2 separate regions of the Homo sapiens genome follow, and region 2 is linked to region 1. Evidence: chromatin loops called from intact Hi-C (ENCODE). Cell type or tissue: mammary epithelial cell. All regions are shown on one strand. Links, peaks and the distances in the headings refer to the core of each region. The heading gives the core; the rest is flanking DNA. Region 1 has its middle 270 kb from the start of TENM4. Region 2 has its middle 240 kb from the start of LINC02720.

Region 1 (10,313 bases), core at 799-8,798:
CCTTTATGTTAAAAGCTCTCAACAAACCAGGTATTGATAGAACAGACCTCACACTAATACAAGCCATCTATGACAAACCCACAACCAACATCATACTAAATGGGCAAAAGCTGGAAACATTCCCCTTGAACACCAGCATATGACAAGGATGCCCTCTTCCACCACTCCTACTCAACATAGGAGTTTTATTGGAAGTCCTGGCCAGTGCAGTTAGGCAAGAGAAAGAGATAAAGGCATACAAATAGGAAGAGAGGAAGTCAAACTATCCCTGTCTGTAGATAACATGATCCTTTATCTAGAAAATCCCATAGTCTTGGTCCCAAAGCTCCTTAAGCTGATAAACAATTTCAGCAATGTTTCAGGATACAAAATCAATGTATAAAAATTACTAGCATTTCTATACACAAACAACAGCCAAGACAAGAGCCAAATCAGGAATGCAATCCCATTCACAATTGCCACAAAAAGTAAAACATCTAGGAATATAGCTAACCAGGGAAGTGAAAGATCTCTACAATGAGATCTTACAAAATACTGCTGAAAGAAATCCAAGATAACACAACAAATGGAAAAACATTCCATGCTCATAAATAGGAAGAAACAATATCACTAAAATGGCCACACTGTCCAAAGCAATCTACAGATTCAATGCGATTCCTACCAAACTACCAGTGACATTCTTCACAGAACTAGAAAAAAAAATTCTAGTTTCATATGGAGGCAAAGAAAAGGCCCAAATAGCCAAGGCAATCCTAAGTAAAAAGAGTAGGGAGGGGGGAAAAGCAAAACAGAGGCATCATGCTGCCTGACTTTATACTACAGGGCTACAGTAACCAGAACAGCATCGTACTGATACAAAAACAGACATATAGACCAATGAACAGAATAGAGAGCCCAGACATAAGGCCACACATCTACAACCATCTGATCTTCTACGAAGCTGACAAAAGCAATGTGGAAAGGACTCCCTATTTAATAAATGGTGCTGGGATAACTGGCCAGCCACATGCACAAGATTGAAACTGGACCCCTTCCTTACACCATATAGAAAAGTCAACACAAGATGGATTAAGGATGTAAAACAAAAAACTGCAAAAACTCTGGAGGACACTGTATGCGGTATCATTTTTAACATAGGACCTGGCAAACGTTTCATGATGAAGATGCTAAAAGCAGTCCCAACAAAAGCAAAAATTGACAAATGATATCCCATTAAAGTAAATGAGTTCTACACAGCAAGAGAAACTATCAACACAGTAAATAGACAATGTACAGAATGGGAGAAAATGTTTGCAAACTATGCATCTGATAAAGGTCTAATATGCAGCATCTGTAAGAAACTTAAACAAATGTATAAGAAAAAACCAACCCCATTACAAAGTGGGCAAAGGACATGAACAGACACTTCAAAAGAAGACATACATACAGCCAACAAGCATATGAAAAAAACTCAACATCACTGATCATTAGAGAAATGCAAATAAAAACCATCATGAGATACCATCTCACATCTTTTTAATAATAGCCATTCTGACCATGAGATGGCGATTATCAAACATTTATTTTTATTAAATTTTTAAATATCAAATTAAACATTTATTTCTATTAAAATCTTATTTTTTATTTTATTAAATATTTATTATTTTTAATATTAGCCATCTCACAGACATAATGGCTACTATTAAAAAGTCAAAAAATAACAGATGCTGGCGAGGTTGCAGAGAAAAATGCGTACACGCTGTTGATGGGACTGTGGATTAGTTCAGCCTCCGTGGAAAGCAGTGTGGTGATTCCTCAAAGAGCTGAAAACAAAACTACCATTTGACACAGCAATCCCATTGCTGGGTATATACCCAAAAGAATATAAAGCATTCTATCATTAAAACAGATGCAAGCATATGCTCATTGTGGCACTATTCACAATAGCAAAGACGTGGAATCAACCTAAATGCCTATCAATGGCAGACTGGATAAAGCAAATATGGTACATATACAACATAGAATACTATACAGCCATAAAAAAGAATGAGATAATGGATGGAGCTTGAGGCTGTTATCCTTAACAAACTAACATATGTACAGAAAACCAAATACCACATGTTCTCACTCATAAGTGGGAGCAAAAGGATGAGAACAAATGGACACAAGGGGAACAGACACTGGGGCTTACCTAAGGGTGAAGGGTGGGAGGAGAGAGAGGAGCAGAAAAAATAACTATTGAGTACTAAGATTAGTACTAAGTGAGGAAATAATCTATACAATAAACCTCTGTGACATAAGTTTACCCACGTAACAAACCTGCACATGTACCCCTGAACCTAAAAGTTTATTTAAAAAGTGATGTGAAATTTGATAGTGGTAGTGGTTGCACAACTCAGTGAATGTGCTAATAAAACTACGGAATTGTGTGCTTATAAAGGGTGAATCTTATGGTTTGTGAATTATATCTCAGTATAACTGTGATTTTTAAAAAATTAACAGTCTCAAAAAAATAAAAATAAAACAGAAAATATTCAAAAGAAATAATGTGGACCTCTAGGATGTGTCTGCCAAAAAAAAAAAAAAAAACAAAAACAGAAAATTCTGTAAAAATAAAAAGAACAAAATGAAAATGATCAAACTGAAGAGTATAATATGTGCAATAATTATTCACTGGATGTGCTTAACAGTAGATTGCAGATAACGGAGGAAACTATCTGTAGATATTATGCAAACTAAAGAGGAGAGAGTAAAAATATTATTGAAGAAGTGAGAGGAGACTTGAGGAACTATGGGAAAATAGCAAAAAGTCTCCTGGACATTCAGAAGAAGGTGAAAGAAATAAGGAATAAAAATTGTTGAAAGGGTTAGTGGCTAAAATTTCCCAAACTTTGGAGAAGACATAAATTTACAAATTCAAGAATTCAGAAAATGCCAAGCAGGATAGATATAAAGAAATTCACATCTAGGGAGATCACAGTCAAATTACTAAAAACCAAAAATAGAAACCTTTGGAGCACTCAGAGAGAAATGACACATTACATAAAGGGCAATAATAACTCAAAATCTTGCTGATTTCTTATCAGTAAATATGGAGTCCAGAGAGTCGTGCAATAATCTTTAAAGTGTTAAAAAAATACCCAGAATAAAAATAACCAATGATATTTTCGTTCAAGAATAAAGGTGAAAATAAAGATATCTTACAACAAAACAGGCCAGGCACAGTCGCTCACGTCTGTAATCCCAGCACTTTGGCAGACCAAGGCAGGAGGATTATTTGAGCCTAGAATTTTGAGGCTGCAGTAAGCTATGATTGCACCACTGCATTCCACCCTGGGTGACAGAGTGAGACCCCATCTCAAATAAAAGAACCCCCCACAACAATTAAACAAAAAAGATAAAACCAACATAATTTATTGTCAGAAGATCTGCATGATACGAAATAATGAAGTGTTTCAGATTCAAGGAAAATGATACCAGATAGAAACATCTGTCCTTAGGAAGGAATAAAAGGCATTGGAAATTTTAAATATCTGGATAAACATAACATACTAGATTTTCTTAATTTATTTAAAATAAAGCAAAAATTGTAGCATTGTCTTAGGACTGTAATATTTTCAGTTATTATATTACGGCAGCTATAACATAAGGGAAGGGGTGATAAATGAGTATATGGGGTTACAAGGTTTCTACATTTTATGATGTGTTACGCTATTAACTCTAAATAGAGATAAAAGTTAAGGACATAAATTGTAATCCCCAGAGCAATCACTAAAAGATTTCTTTTAGAAAAAGAAAATAATGCAAAGAGAACTAAAAAAACCAAAAGATAAAATAAATAGAATTCTAAAAATTATTTTAAAAACCAGGCAGTAAAGAACAAAGAAAGAAGCAAAAAGAGAGGAGACAAACAGAAAACAAACTAAACTAGCAGACCTAAATTCAACCATGACAATAGTTACAATAAATGTGAATGGACTAAATACTTCAATTAAAACCCAGAAATTAACAGAATTTATTTTTTTAAAAAAGCAAGAAGCAAAGCAACTATATCCTACCTAAAAGAAATGCCTGTAAGTAAGTGGATGGAAAAAGATAACCACGTAAACAGTAAACATAAACAGCTGGACTTGCTGATTTTGTAGCAAACAGATTACTGCTTTCGCCAGTTATCAATTTTATTGTCTCCCAGCTCCAAATCCATCCTCCTTTGGCCTGCTTTATGGTACTGTAGGTGGACTTTAAATATTTCACCATTGCCAACTTTGTTACGTTATGTCAGTAGAGGGTGCTGCAGGGACACGGTAGGAGGAAAGGGCTTTTCTTTCCGGTTTGGTGTACTTTTCTTCTTTCTCCCAGGCATGAGTGGCCTGTAGTGTGTGTGCAAGACATCCAGTGGTGCTCGCTTCCCACTGACTTAGTGGCAACTTTCTGGGCAGCTTTCTAGCCAGTTTGCACCAGCTGACATTCCAATGACTCTTTCGGGTGCCTCAGTAGGTGCCTTTCCAGTGAGTTCCAGCGACACCTTAGTGAGTAGTTTCCTAGTGAATTTTGTCAGGACCCTACTGTGCTGCCAGTTCTAGTTTGTACCTCCATGAACTTCTCGGCCATCCAATGTGCCAAACTCACATTTCCAACCAGGTCTGAGTCTCATGCTTCCGGCCCTGTTCAAAATGTGTTTCTTCCTTAGGTACTGTTCCTTAGCCCCAGAGGTAGTAGCTGCTCTCTGTACCTGCCATTCATCATTCATGGTAGAGCTTGCTCTGCCCCTTAGTAATTAATCTCCTGTTACTACCGAACAATTCCTTAGATTAAATTTGCCCTGTTCCACTTCTGTGTGATTTCTGGACCTTGACTGATATAGATCTCAAGACAAAGAGCTTTATTAAGGACAAAAAATAACATAATTACAAAATAAAAAATAAAAAGCCCCTTTATGGATTGCTGGAGCTTAGGGGTTCTGGTCTTCAGTGAGCTATGATAGCAAAACTGCACACCAGTCTGGGAAACAGAATGAGACCCTGTCTCAGGAAAAAAAATCAAACAAAAACAAAAACAAAAACAAAAATAAAAACAAAAAACAGACAAAAAAAGCCCCTATGAAATGATAAAAGGTCTCATCAAGAAGACATTTAGAATTGACAAAAAGGAACAAATGGATCATTACAGTAGTAACTGGAGACTTTAACATCCTTCTCTCAGAAATTAGAAAAAATAAAAGACATAAATGTTCTGAACAAAACTATCAAACACCTTAAACTAATTAATATGTATAGGACACTATGCTGTAACTAGAAGATACTCATTCTTTTCAAGTACATGTGTTCATCAGAGTGATTATGTTTTCAGCTACAAATTAAAGAAATTAAAACAATTAAAAAGGATTAAATTTATATAAAGTATGTTCTCTGATCTCAATGGAATTAATTTGAAGTCAATAATAACAATAAGATACCTTGAAATATCACAATATTTGATAATAAATATACTTCTAAATAATACATGGATAAAAGAAATCATGCAGAAAATTAGAAAACATTTTGATCTAAATTCGAATAAAAATACAACATATCAGAATTTGCAAGATAGAACAACAGCAATGTTTAGAGAGAGTTATTGCTCTGAACAATGACCCCTGAGACTACTGTAAGAAGCCACCAAAAGAACACCAAAATAAATGCAAAATTAGAAAAAAGAAAGTAATAAAAATAATATGTCTAAGATAAAGTGTATAAAAAATGGCTAATAATTTTTAAAATTAGTAAAGCCCAAAGGTGAGTTTTTTGAAGACTCAGAAACTTAGTAAAACTCTAGCTAGACTGATTAAGGAAAAGGATGAGAAAATACAAATTATCAATATCAAACATAAGAAAAGGGATTATTATTTTGGATACTACAGATACTTAAATGATATTAAAAGAATATTATTAATAACTTATGTCACATATTCAACAACATATTCAACACATTATTTGAAAAATACTGTTTACCAAAACTGACATAAGAAAAAACAGAAAATCTGAATAGCCCTATTTCTAATAAGAAATTAAATCATTATCAAATCCTCTCACAAAGAAAACTTCAGGTCTAGAAGGCTTTACTGGTTCTATCAGACAACAAAAAAAGAAACAAAATTGGCTGGGTGCAGTGGCTCATGCCTGTAATCCCAGCACTTTGGGAGGCTGAGGCGGGCGGATCATGAGGTCAGGAGGTTGAGAGCATCCTGGCCAACATGGTGAAACCCTGTCTCTACTAAAATACAAAAAATTAGCTGGGCATGGTGGCACGTGCCTGTAGTCCCAGCTACTTGGGAGGCTGAGGCAGGGGAATCACTTGTACCCGGGAGGTGAAGGTTGCAGTGAGCTGGAGATTGCAGTGGGCCAAGATCGAGCCACTGCACTCCAGCTTGGTGACAGAGCAAGACTCCAACTCAAAAAAATAAGTAAATAAATAAATAAAATTAAATCCTATCAAATCCTATCAGACATTAAAGAAAGAACTGAAACCAATCTTACATAAATAGTTTCACAAAACAGAGAAGAAAAACTTCCCAACTTGTTTTATGAAGCCAGCATAACCATAATGCCAAAATCTGACAAAATATTAAAAGTAAATAAGGCTAATATCCCTTATGAACATACATGCAAAAATACCTAACAAGATTAGCAAGTTGAATCAGTAATAGAAAAAAAGAATAATATATCATAATCATGTAAGTTTTAATCCCACCATGCTAAACTTAATTAATGCTATTTGCTATATTAATATAGAAGAAAAATCACATAATCACTTCAATAGATGCAGAAAAAGAAATTTACAAAATTTAAAATCCATTCATGTTAAAAAAAAGTCCCAGAAAACTAAAAATAGATGAACATTTCTATAAGCTAATAAAGGACTCTACCAGAAACCCTGTAGCAATTATTATACCTAATGGTGAAATACTGAATACTTTTCCTAGGCTGAAAATACTGAATACTTTTTCTAGGTTGTGTCTCCTAGATAGGAAATGAAGAAAGGATCCAACAATAAAAATACTGGAAAGTTAATAAAGTGGATGAAGTAAAACTGTTTCTATCTGTAGCTAATATAATCATTTACACAGAAAATCCACAGGAAACTGCAATACATATATTAGACCTAATAAGTAAATTTAGCAAAATAGTAGGGTACAATGTTAACATGTAAAAATCACTAAAAATTTATAGCAGTAAATATGTAAATACTTTCATTTACATGTTATACAACATAAAATATTTTGGAATAAATTTAACAAAGATGTAGAGAACCTTTACACTGAAGGCTACAAAATGTTATTGAGCAAAACTAAAATAGATCTGAATAAATGGAAGGATATACTGTGTTCAATTTCTTAAGATAACAACTCAACTTACATTGATCTATAGATTCAATACAATCCAAGTAAATTCAATACAATGAATCCAAGAAAGCTTTTTTCCCCTAGTATCTCTGACCTGGCCAAACTTCCTTTGCCTGATCTATTGTCTACTAATAGCAGGTATGAAGTAGGAACTTTCAGGAACTTTATAATCTGGGCCCTGACTATATTTGCAGCATCATCTCCTGTGATCCCACCCCTACTGTGTACTTCTGGCATGCCAAACTACAAACAACTCTCCCAAAGTGTCATTATATTTCTTTTTGTTTTTCACTTTTATTTTAGGTCCAGGGGTACATGTGCATGTTTGTTACACAGGTAAATTTTGTGTCCTGGGGGTTTTGTGTACAGATTATTTCATCACTGAGGTAATCAGCATGGTACCTGATAGGTAGTTTTTGATCCTCCCCTTCCCTCCTCTGACCCTCCAACTTAAACTGGCCTTGGTGTCTGTTGTTCTTTTCTTTGTATCCATATATACTCAATGTTTAGCTCTCATTTTATATGGGAGAACATGTGGTATTTGGTTTTCTGTATGCATTAGTTTGCTTAGGATAATGGCTTCCAGCTCCATCCATGTTGCTACAAAGGACATTATCTCATTCTTTTTTATGGCTGCATAGTATTCCATGATGTATATGTACCACATTTTCTTTATCCAATCTACCATTGATGGGCATTTAGGTTAATTTCATGTCTTTGCTATTGTGAATAGTGCTGTGATGCACATATGTGTGTATGTCTTTATGGTAGAATGATTTACATTCTTTTGTGCATATACCCAATAATGGGATTGCTGAGTTGAAGGGTAATTCAGTTTTAAGTTCTTTTAGAAACCACTACACTGCTTTCCACAATGACTGAACTAATTTACATTCCCACCAGCAGTGCATAAGTGTTCTCTTTGCTCCACAACCTTGCCAGCATCTGTTATTTTTTGATATTTTAATAATAGCCATTCTAACTGGTGTGAGATGGTATCTCATGATGGTTTTGATTTTTACTTCTTAATGATCAGTGATGTTGAGCTTTTTTTCATACACTTGTTGGCTGCATGCATGTTTTCTTTTGAAAAGTGCCTGTTCATGTCCTTCGCCCACTTTTTAACGGGATTGTTTGTTGTTTACTTGTAAGTTTGTTTAAATTTCTTATAGTTGCTGGTTATTAGATATTTGGCAGATGTATAGTTTACAAATATTTTCTTCCATTCTGTAGTTTGTTCACTTTGCTCATTGTTCCTCTTCCTGTTCAGAAACTCTTTAGTTTAATTAGGTTCCATTTATCAGTTTTTGTTTTTGTTGGAATTGCTTTTGGCATCTTCATCATGAAATGTTTGTCAGGTTCTATGTCCAGAATGGTATTGCCTTGTTTATTTTCTAAGGTTTGTATAGTTTTAGGTTTTACATTTAATTCTTTAGTCTATCTTGAGTTGATTTTTTTATGAGGTATAAGGAAGGAGTTCAGTTTCAGTCTTGTGCATATGGCTAGCCAGTTATCCCCTACCATTTATCGAATAGGGAGTCCTTTCCCCATTGCTTGTTTTTTGTTGATTTTGTCAAACATCAGATTGTTGTAGGTGTGTTGCATTATTTCTGGCTTTCTATTCTGTTTCAGTGGTCAATGTGTTTTTGTATCAGTACCATGATGTTTTGTCCACTTTAGCCTTGTAGTATAGTTTGAGGTTGAGTAATGTGATGCCTCCAGCTTTGTTCTTTTTGCTTAATATTGCCTTGGTTATTCAGGCTTTTTGGTTCCACTTAAATTTTAAAATAGTTTTTTCTAATTCTATGAGGAATATCACTGGTACTTTGATAGGAATAGCATTAAATTTGTAAATTGTTTTGGGCAGTACGGCCATTTTAATATTGATTCTTCCTATCCATGAACATGGAATGTTTTTCCATTTGTTTGTGTCATCTCTGATTTCTTTGAGCAGTGTTTTGTAATTCTGTTTAGAGAGGTTTATAATCTCCCTGGTTAGTGGTATTCTTAGGTATTTTATTCTTTTTGTGGCAGTTGTGAGTGGGATTGCATTCTTAATTTGGCTCTCAGCTTGGATGTTGTTGGTATATGGGAATGCTACTCGTTTTTGTAAATTAATTTTGTATCCTAAAATTGCTGAAGTTGTTTATCAGCTTAAAGAGCTTTTGGGTGAGATTATTGGGTTTTCAAAATGTAGATCATGTTGTGTGCAAACAGGGATAGTTGGACTTCCTGTTTTTCTATTTAGATGCCCTTTTTTTCTCTCTCTTGTTTGATTGCTCTGGCCAGGACTTCCAATACTATGTTGAACAGGAATGGTGAAAGAAGGCATCCTTGTCTTGTGCCAGTTTTCAAGGGAAATTCTTGCAGCTTTTCCTCATTTAGTATGATGTTGGCTGTGGGTTTGTCATAGATGGCTCATATTATTTTGAGGTCTGTTCTTTCAATGCCTAGTTTGTTGAGAGTTTTTAATATGGAGGGATGCTACATTTTATCAAAAGCCATTTCTGCATTTATTGAGAAGATCATGTGGTTTGTGTTTTTAGTTCTGTTTATGGGATGAACCACATTTATTGATTTGTATATGTTGCACCAACCTTGCATACAGTGATAAAGTGTACTTGATCATGGTGGATTAGCTTTTTGATGTACTGCTAGCTTTGGTTTGCCAGTATTTTGTTGCAGATTTTTGCATCAATGTTCATCAAGGATACTGGCCTAAAGTTTATTTTTGTTGTTGTTATTGTTGTCGTGTTTCTGCCAGGTTTTGGTATCAGGATGGTGCTGGCCTCATAGAATGAGTTGGACAGGAGTTCTACCTCCTCAATTTTTTTGGAATAGTTTCAGAGGAATAGTACCAGCTCTTCTGTATACATCTGGTAGATTTCAGCTTGAATCCTTCTGGTTTTTGTATTTTTTTGGCTGGTAGGCTATTTATTACTGATTCAATTTT
Region 2 (10,313 bases), core at 1,503-9,502, 1.3 Mb after region 1:
TACCATTGTGTTACACTTGCCTACAGTATTCACTACAGTAACATGCTCTACAGGCTTTGGCTTAGGAGCAACAGGCCATACCTTATAGCCTAGGTGTAGTAGGCCATGCCATCAAGGTTTGTGTAAGTACACTCTATGATGTTTGCACAATGAGGAAATTGTTTAATAATGCATTTCTCAGAACATATCCCCATCATTCAGCAAAACATGACTGTATTTCTTCTACTTAAAATGTTGGCCTTCCATGCCAACAATCTGATAACAAGTTTCTCCTGTTATTTAGGTCTCAACTCAGATGTTTTATCCTTAATTACATCCTGCCACTCTAATCACTAAAGCACCAATCTTCCTCCTTCTTTCCTTCACTGTGCTTATCACTCCCTCAAATTACTTCATTCATATATGATTTTACTTGCTTTTATTTTATATTCCCCTATCAGTATGAGAGCTTTATCACCATTCTTGGCACACAGTAGATACTCATTCATATGAATTAGGAAGTAACGTTCTGCACATTGTGGTTATCTAGTAACCTGAGAAAGACTGCAACAAAAGTTTTACTTTACTACCTAACATTTATTTAGGGCCCACTATGAGTCACAGATATTTTTCTAGGCACTTAACATATATCAACTCTTCAACAATCCTATGAGATTGATATCATTTTATAGATGAGGAAACTGGAGCACAGAACTTTACATAAGTTGCCAGGGTCACATACCTAGTACTCTGTAGGTAGAGTTGGGCTGTGGACCAGGCAATGGGGTGCCAGAATCTGCACTTCTAAACATCACACTCAGCTGGTGGCAGAAAGCACCTTTAGTAGCCAGGCCACTCAAAATGCACTCTCAAAATATGAACTGAAGAGGCAGACAGTCAGTCATATTTTGCAATTAGCAGGCAGTAGAGACAATGAAATAGTAGACACTATAAGAGACATTATATTTAGAATACAGAACCATGCAAAAACCAAAAATAATACAACCAGAAGACCAAATAGTTTTATGGGAGCCTGCAGAAACAGAGAAGCACAATGGTAACAAATACCCTGACTATTTGCTTCCTTTGTTCCAAAATTACATCTTAAGTTTCATGGAGGCTCCATTTCAAGCTATGGAGCTACTTTGAGTACCCACAACATTCCTGTTTTCATTCTTCTCCTTGTCGTTCTTATTTCTGTGTTTATCTCTATTATAAATCCCCAGTACTTGAGGTGATTTGATTGAACTCTGTTCCTTGAAAACAAAATTGCACAGTATAGCCAGAAGTTATTACCTCCCTATTTTCTATTCAAAGACTTCTTTCTACTCTCATTTAGGTGTCAATGAATTTCTGCAAAGGTGTTACTTGCTAATTATGGTTCTGGCTTACAATGGTGTACAGCAATGCTTCTCCACTGAAGTTCTCCCTGGGACATGAGAGTGAATAGGCTCCTCTGGGATTTCAGGGGCAGAATCTGCAGTGACCACTGCAGGGGAGAAAAATCTTTGAAGTCTTGTATCTTACATTTACAAATGCATATGACTTTTGCATTCTTTCATAATATGACCATGCTAGTTTTACTGTAACAATGTTTTTTCCATGGTTTCGAGGACTATCTAATATGTCACCGTGTACATTATTTTGAAAGGTACAACATTAAAATATAAACACTTTAAAAATGTATACAGTTTTAAAGTAGTCATCACAAGTTAGAAAGAAAAAACAGTCTTCAATATCTGAAAGCACTTTGCTATAATGATGGAAATCCAAATAATGAAAATTGCTATTTGCCAGCATGAAGTCCTGCTTTGGACCCCTCTCGGACAAATTTACAGATCACATTTTCTTTAGAGGCTTCCACAAGATTATATTATGACTTATTTCTAGATCTGGATTGAGACCAATGGCTTCCAAACATTTTATCACTGACTCATAATAGGAATAAATTTTACATTGCAGCCTAGTACACACAACCACATACCTAAAGCCAAAGTTTCATGAAATAATAGAGTATCTTACTATACATAGTACACTCTATTCTATTCCATTCGAATATCCATCCATCCATTCTATTATGTCCATACCAATTTTATTTTCTAACACATGCTGATCAAGAATCACTAAACTGATTATAAAATCTAGGAACGTGTGAAGACTCTTGCTTTGAAAGACATTGCATAAGACAATATCTCCATCATGTGTCATGCAAAGGCAACATGTTTATAAATGGGAAGGACACCGATGTGAATTAGACAGTATAGAAATCAAGCCGAAAAGAAATGTGCTACATCCCACAGATGAAGTCTAAAGTCAACTAGGATAATACTTAAAGAACTATACTTATTTTTCCTCAGAACAGTTAACATATCCAAAGTTCTACTTGAAGACTTACTTCTCCCTTGAACCAACTGCATTCATTGTACCTCCCCTAACTGACGCTCACAGCTTGGGTCTCGTCTCTCTGTTAGGACATGTAAGCACCATGACTTACTTTTTAAAATATTTCTTTTTGAAAACTGGAGAAAAAAAATTTCAAATGACTGGTTATCTGTCATTTTTTTTTTTTTTGAGGTATATAAAGTCAAAAGTGAAACTCTCCCTTCCCTTTATCTCTCCTTCCAATCACAACTTTCAGAAATGTTCATTAACTGTTTGATACATAAATTTGAAGCTTTCATTATTCAAGGATATATTAACCTATACGTGCTGTGAAGAGATACATAATTTCATATATGATTGTACATACTTTTAAATGAAATTTTATCTTATACATATATTTCCAGCTTGATTTTTTCCCAACAAAATGCATTATGTATCTTTTGACTTTAGTTAACCTACATGTACTCCATAGTTTGTAATGACCGTGGTACTCTTCCACTGGATGAACACCACACACAGTATTTAACTATTTGTCCATTGACTGGCATTTAAGTTCCTCACTGATTCTAACACTACCACAATGCTGCAATGATTCTCATACCCACATATACTTTTAATCCAAACATTTTACTGTGGTAGATTTCTGAAAATGAGCATTGGTACTTTAATTTTTAACTGAGGCTCCAAATTGCTCTCCAGAATATTTTGACCAATCTATACTTTCACTAACACCATCTGAGAATGCCCATTTCCCAAATCCCTGTCAATATAGATATTATCTATCAACACTGAAAACTTATTGTAAGTTTTGTGAGGAAAAAATGCATGTTTCGTTACTATTGAATTTTGTATTTCCCTGAGGTGTGAAGTAAGTTTAAGCATCTTTTCACGTCATGTAAATTTCAATTTTTTTCCTGAATTGCTCGTTCATATGTTGCCTATTTTTCTGTTTGACTGTTTATCTTTCCTAAAATTTTATTTGTAGAAAAAAAAGTGTCATAAAGCCCTATGTCTGTTCTGTATGCTACATTTTCCTTTCAGCATGTCATTGTTTTTTAACTTTATGCATAGAGCTGAGCCACATAAGAAGTGTTTTACATTTAAATTTGCTTGTTAATAGATACGCAGTTAAATTTGTTACTATTTTACTTATGACAACTATGTTTTGTCACGCTAAAACTGGTTTCACTACTTCAAAGTTAAAAAACTGCCTTCCATACTTTCACATCACTGTATTTTTCATGTAATATTATTGAAAATTATTTTTGTGTAATTGGGACTCCTTCGATAATTTATGTCTTGCTAGAAAAGAATCCATTTTATGTATTTCTAATTTATTTCTATATTTATGCAAACAAAATCTCATTATTTTGTTTAATCTCACTTGTATCTATAATTATACCTTATACTTTTCATTCCTATTTTTTTAACGTTAAAAATTTTCTGTGTCAGTCCTGCTAGGTTATTTTTTTTATTTTCATGTTTTTACAGAAATACATTTTATCTTTTTCATTCTTAACTTTAATTTTAGTTTTACAAAATATTAATTTTTAACTTTATTAAGCTTTTTTCTATCATAATTTTTTGTTTTGTTTTCTAGTTTCTAAAGTTGAATTAGTTGACTTATTTGTAATAATTTTTAAGGTACATAAAATTATATATTTTACTCTGAGTACAGTTACAGCGGCATCTCTTAATTTTAAAAAACATACTTGCATTTCTTTAATTTCTAAATAGTTTATATTTTTAATTTTGATTTGCTTTTTGAATATCTATTTGCAGCAGCAGAGAAGATTTGAATCTAGTTAGGAAATTAAATATATCTGGGCATATCTACTAAACTTGTACGAGCTGTGTAAGTAAATTCTCTCTTTTCCTCTACATATGGAGAATATTAGTAGAGTTGGGCTGGGAGAAAGCACCAGTTCTAGAATGGAAAGTGAAAGAAAAGAATGGCAGCATTTTCCTCAGACATTGGCCTAAAAGCCACTGAAAGGAATAGCACACTTGCCATCAGCTTTTTTGAACAAGGGCCTGAAGAAGCTGAAGGAGCTGTTTTACAAAGAAACCTCCTGACACGGTAGCATATGCCATCCAACTTTTGAAACCCAGATGAAAAGTAGGACAGTGAAGGAAAAGGAGGGCCACACTTTTTCTTTTTCTGCTGAACACAGTGTAGCTCCAATATATTAAAGCTTCTAGGAAAGGCTTTGGTCCCTCTCATCTATTCTATATGTAAATATTTTTAAGAACCTGTTTCATGCTAAGCACTGTGCTTGTCCTTGAAGAAGCAGTGAGGAACAGTGTTGGCTTCATCATAGGCTGAATCCTCAGCATGGACACGTGCCCTATCAAATTGAACACTGGTAGCCAAGGGCAGTGGGAGGTTAGCATGGGGATGTGGGAATCACTCCCCTGCCAAGTGGCCTCGGAAGTGGAAGACCACCAAAAAGGGAGACTGAGGAGAACATCAGAAAGTTGATGTAAGCATATCTAAAACTTCTGGCTAGAACCACACGAACACTTGGGTAAAATATGAGTGGGATTTGCAAAGGTTCCACATTCACAGATTAGAAAAAGACCTAGAATTATGTAGATTATTACAATTTATACATCCCTTGTAATTGTTTTCCAAGACTGGTGATGCCATTGCATAAGTATTTGCTCAGTACTGACAATTGACCAAAAATTGGTAGAGGGAAATGAGGTAAAGGGACTTTACCTTTGTTACTGTTATATACTGATTCATCCTCTGTATCTTCTTCGTTCTAAGAAAAAGATTTCAACATCATCTACATAACATACGTGCCAGATTTCTATGTTCCTAGGACTGTGTACATAGCATATTATTTAGTCAGTAAAATATTAATAACTCTGAGCAGTAATTATCATCATCATGGCTACTGAGGAGGAGACAAGCTGAAGGAGATTGACTCACTTACTAAAGTCACATAACTAACATAGGATAGAGTCCTTTCCAGGGAACAGTATATTTTCAGCCAATGTCTTTTGAACCAACGATGGTGTAAGTCATAGCTTTATTACTCATTCAGTTGCAAGAATTTAAACTGGGGTCTGGTGAGTCATAACCACTGAGCAATCACAAAGAGCTTGTAATCATTACCCATTTCAGAGTAACCTACAATAAAACCTACTTAAAAATGATCACTTTTCACCACAGATAGATCTGTAGAGGTGTAAAACAATATTATCAGATGTAATTATCTGAAGTGAAGTACTGCAGTGGGCACAAATATGGAAGAAGTGAGTATTAATTTTATTAAAATTGTTCATTAGAGTTAATCATTTGTTTATTCAAATGTATGCCCTAAGCACCTCCACATTACCAAATACTATGCTAGACAGTATGAGAGAAAAGACATAAACTCTTTACTAGAAGGAATTTACAGTTTAGCCAGGTAGATTAGATTCGTACTCCCGTTGGAAAGCACCGTCTATCATCTGAAACATACAAATAGCACATGGTAGAAAGAACACTGGGACTGGATTTCTTCCCCCATCGCTGATCAGAGGTGGAGCTTCTTCCCATCATACTTCCTCACTGGAGCACAGTTTTATTACCACTAAGATAAAAAATATGGTCTAGGGGACTGCTAAGATCTACAACATTTTTAAGTACAAGAATTTTATAAATGATTTAGGAGAGACTTTCCTGCAGTATCAGGAAAAACACTAAAGGAGAAAAATTGTATTTGAATTGGATCATGAAAGATTTAATTTGAGAATCTTCATAACAAACGGGAAGAAGTCAGATTTTAGGAAAAATATGTTTATTATAAAAGTAATATTATATTAAGTAATATTGTTGATTTAGCCACAAAACAGTTCATGGTCTTCAGTATGTGTGGAGAGTGTTTTAGGAAGTGGTAGCAAGATGTTGGAAAATTTCAACAAAAATGTTCTAGAGATTATAATTTAAATTCTTTGCATCATCTACACCTTTCCAGTTTAAAACAAATTTTGCCTTTAGTGTCATTTGAAAATTGTCTGCATACCAACATGCATTCTTTTTAATTTAATAGCAAACTGAGTTATGCAATTTGTTCACATTTCAATACCTTTCCTTACATGCTATAAAATTGATAGATCTTGTTTAGGAGTTCCTGTTTATGTTGAAATCACACCAGTATCAATCTTTATCTTGCATATATTTTTGCAAATATTTCTTGATTGTGTACCTTAACACTGAAATATTCTCGTGAACATTTTAAAAAATCAATCATCTTGATGTCAAGCAAACATTTGGTTGACTGAATTGTTGAGCATTCATCCAGATGTTAAAAATAACCAAGACTGTGTGTGTGTGTGTGTGTGTGTGTGTGTGTGTGAGATACAGTGTCTTCATATATTTAGATTTATTCTTTGGATACACAGATCTTGAAATTCCCCTAGTTTTATCTGTGGAACAAATTAGAATCACTACTAATAGTGCCACCTTGTGTCTAAAATTTAAAATCATGGGTACGTTTATATATTACAGAAGTTTCAAGTTAAAAATAATTATATAAATTAATCTACATCAAATTTCTCTTTCAAAATTCAGCAGTTGGAGGTCTAGCCAGGCAAGTGACGTGTTTAAAGCCACTCAGTCAGTGAGTGGTGCAGCTGAGACTAAAACCCAAGAATCATAATACTTGGTTTGGTACTTTTTAAAAATATATCACATTTTTTAGAGAAGTCACTTTTTATGACAAAAGCAAAGTAATCAATTTTAGGTTTAATAAAGCCAGGTGTAGATTTAATATTCATTTAATTTTAATTTATTGCCACAGTAAGATTCAGTTTTGATATGTAACTACTGTAAAATCCTAATAGTTAATGAATGTGTATTGCAATAATGTAGGCACCTATTATTAATGGGTATCAGGGACAATTAACGTGAAGAATATTATCTTTTCAGTTGTTTTTTAAACATATTAATTTAAAAGAAGTCATTCAAGATTTCTTCTCCCACATTATCTGATTTTATACTGCATTTAATGCATTAATCCACACCAGTCTTCAGAAGTAATTTTTAAGAGAGGATTGAGAGTACATGGCACAATGGTGGTGCAACAATGAACAGTCCAAAGCAGTTTTGATAGACTTATTAGTCTATAATAGACTTTTTGATAGACTTTTCATCCGAATATTAGCAAACTGCTATATTGTGTACTTTTATAGAATCTTTATATTTTCAGACCTCCTTCAACTGACTTTATATCAGATTTTCAATCAACAAATATCTATTAAGGATAACACTGAGCTGTTCATAATAAAATGTAAAAAACAAAAAAAAAAAAGGTGGAGTACATTGTCTTTGTCTTCACCCTGAGAGTACATAAGCATTTTTTAGTAAACTTTCAAAATTAAGGATATAGCTGGGCACAGTAGCATGCACCTATAGTCCCAGCTACTCAGGAGGTAGAGGCAGAAGGATTACTTGAGCCTGGGAGTTTTCATCTAGCCTAGGCAATATAGTGAGATCCCCAACTGTAAAAAAAAAATTAAGAATGATTTACTAACACACCATCAAACATTCACATTACTTCTATTTTTTAATGGTGGAGAAATGGAAAGCATTTTAAATGATGGGAAACAGAAGGAAAACGAAGAAATCAATATTTATTGGCCACTTGTGATACGCTGGGAACGTCACAATTGCTTTAATCCGCTAATTTGAGAAAGGGCTTCAGAAATTTTTACCCACAGCCCCCACTTTAATCCTCCATAGTTATATTACGTCCAGATTCTAACTTGCTGTTCTGCTTGGTTTACTCTTCCAGAAGTATGAAGCTTAATATTATGGCTGAAAATTGGCCTTCAAACAATAGAAACAAAAAACTTACTTTATGGCATGCATTTCTAGATTTTGGAATTAATAAACTTACTATACTTGAAGTTAGTTTACTTGTTTAGTAAATGTCTAGTATACCTTTACAAGATGGACTATGTTTTTTGGTCAATATTTCTAAACAGGAGCAAGTTTAGCTAATAGGACTTTTCCAGGGTGAAAATATGAAGATTTTCAAATGCATCCAGTTGTCTGATAGAACTCATTCCACCGCAGCAAAAGCAATACAGCAGAAACTAGGAGTCATTTTCCTTAGGTGCTTCCATTATAGAAATATAGTCATGGAATCTGAATAAAAAATGTGGTCATAGAGTACACAAAATAACAATAACAATAATAATAATGACGTGGCCCATTTTACTTCAATGGTTTTACACAAATTTGGTTATGTCAGCTTGATTGCCGTAATAGTAATTCTAATATTAAGAGAAGGGTCCCTTGTACTATGCTTTAGAAAACTATAGAAAGAGGCTGGGCGCGGTGGCCCACGCCTGTAATCAGAGCACTCTGGGAGGCCGAGGCGGGCGGATTACGAGGCCAGGAGATTGAGACCATACTGGCTAACACGGTGAAACCCCGTCTCTACTAAAAATACAGAAAAAATTAGCCAGGCGTGGTGGCAGGTGCCTGTAGTTCCAGCTACTCCGAAGGCTGAGGCAGGAGAATCGCTTAAGTCCGGGAGGCAGTGGTTGCAGTGAGCAGTGATCGAGCCACTGCACTCCAGCCTGGGCGACAGACGGAGACTCCGTTTCAAAAAAAAAAAAAAGTATGGAAAGAAAAACCAAGGCATGGTAAAACATGTGGAAAAGAAGAAGACGAGGAAGAGGGGAAATTCTCAAAGCCATAGCTAGGTTTCTAAGATGCCAGGCAACCCAATGATTGAATTCAAAGGAAAAAATAAATAAATAACAACAATTTGACCTCATAAAAAATTAGATGACTTGATATATCATTCAGAATTCATACATTTAAAAAATTTCAATAGTTGTTTTGCTTCTGTAAGTTGCCTATTTAGGGAGGAGATCAGAATACTAATCTCCAATGTGAAAAAAAAATGTACACCTAAATATCAGTGAAGTACATGGTTTAACCTACTAGCTACTTTCTAGCACTGGTCTCTATTTATTAGGTAAGAATTTTCTGAGTTTTGAAAGAATAGGCTTTCTGAAGGTTGCAAAATTTCCCATAGTGACTGTTAAGACTTCACTACAGAACACTGTATTTTTTTAAGAAACTACCACTCACAGTATTTCAGATAAAATATAAATATGATCTACAAATGTGACATCTTCTGGGGTAAAGAATAAAATAAAGGCTGTGTCAGGAACAAAAGAGATTAATTTAATAGTATTTCAGGACTGTTAACTAACTCCTGGCATTTATGAAATATTAAGAGAAGGATTTATCTACTGACCTGAAAGGAAAATGAGAAAGCTATGTACTGAGACATACTAAAATATTTGTCTCAGCTTAGAGACTTTATAAATTAACATGCTTAAGAATCAGGCTTCAAATCATTTTTAAACATTTGAAAAGCTTGGTGTCCAGAAATATAAAGTGGATAAGGAGAAAAGAAGTGGCTGGATTACTCAACATAACATCTACAGTGGGTTAGGGTAGCAAAGAATAACTGCACAGGCATTTCTCCAAACCTGTTTGGTGCTATCAGTTCAGAGAAAACCATGCACATCCACATCCACATGCACATGCCCAAATGCACATACACCCACTGCTATAATTGGCTAGCCAAATCACAATGTCATTAGGAAATTCAAACATATATAGGTACTACTTTTTAAAGAAACTGGAGTATTTTAGCATCATCAGTGAATATTTGCTTCAGGGAAATCTTTAGAAAGCTATCTGAGGGATCATCCCATTTAAAAAAAATGGGTAAAATTTCTGGAAAGACCAAGTATTAAAAGTGGGTTTTTAGGTGTTAATTCAAATAAGGTTATGAAATATAATTATTTCAGCTTTTCTTTATTTTGCTATTTTTTACAATAAATATTATTTTCATAATAAGAAATACGGTTTATTCTAAACGAACTAAACCAAGAAAAGAAGATAATAAATACAAAATTCTGGGACAAAGTTT

The links. A loop is a pair of places that touch in the nucleus more often than their neighbours do. Peaks named below come from ENCODE experiments on the same cell type or tissue, not always from the same donor. Only the 100,000 strongest peaks of a DNase experiment are listed, where the experiment ranks them.
Region 2: it touches region 1 in a loop (12-fold over the local background); 9 of 110 quality-filtered maps call a loop at or near these places.

The regions. Positions count from the first base shown.
Region 1 is chr11:79,704,240-79,714,552 of GRCh38, forward strand. No RefSeq gene overlaps it. Among named protein-coding and RNA genes, the nearest start is that of TENM4, 270 kb to the left of the region's middle. In mammary epithelial cell, for the core only: a CTCF peak has its summit at 4,268 (motif pointing right); no DNase peak of the experiment used is centred there.
Region 2 is chr11:81,000,430-81,010,742 of GRCh38, forward strand. No RefSeq gene overlaps it. Among named protein-coding and RNA genes, the nearest start is that of LINC02720, 240 kb to the left of the region's middle. In mammary epithelial cell, for the core only: a CTCF peak has its summit at 6,820 (motif pointing left); a DNase peak (open chromatin) is centred at 5,352; H3K27ac peaks cover 1,842 bases.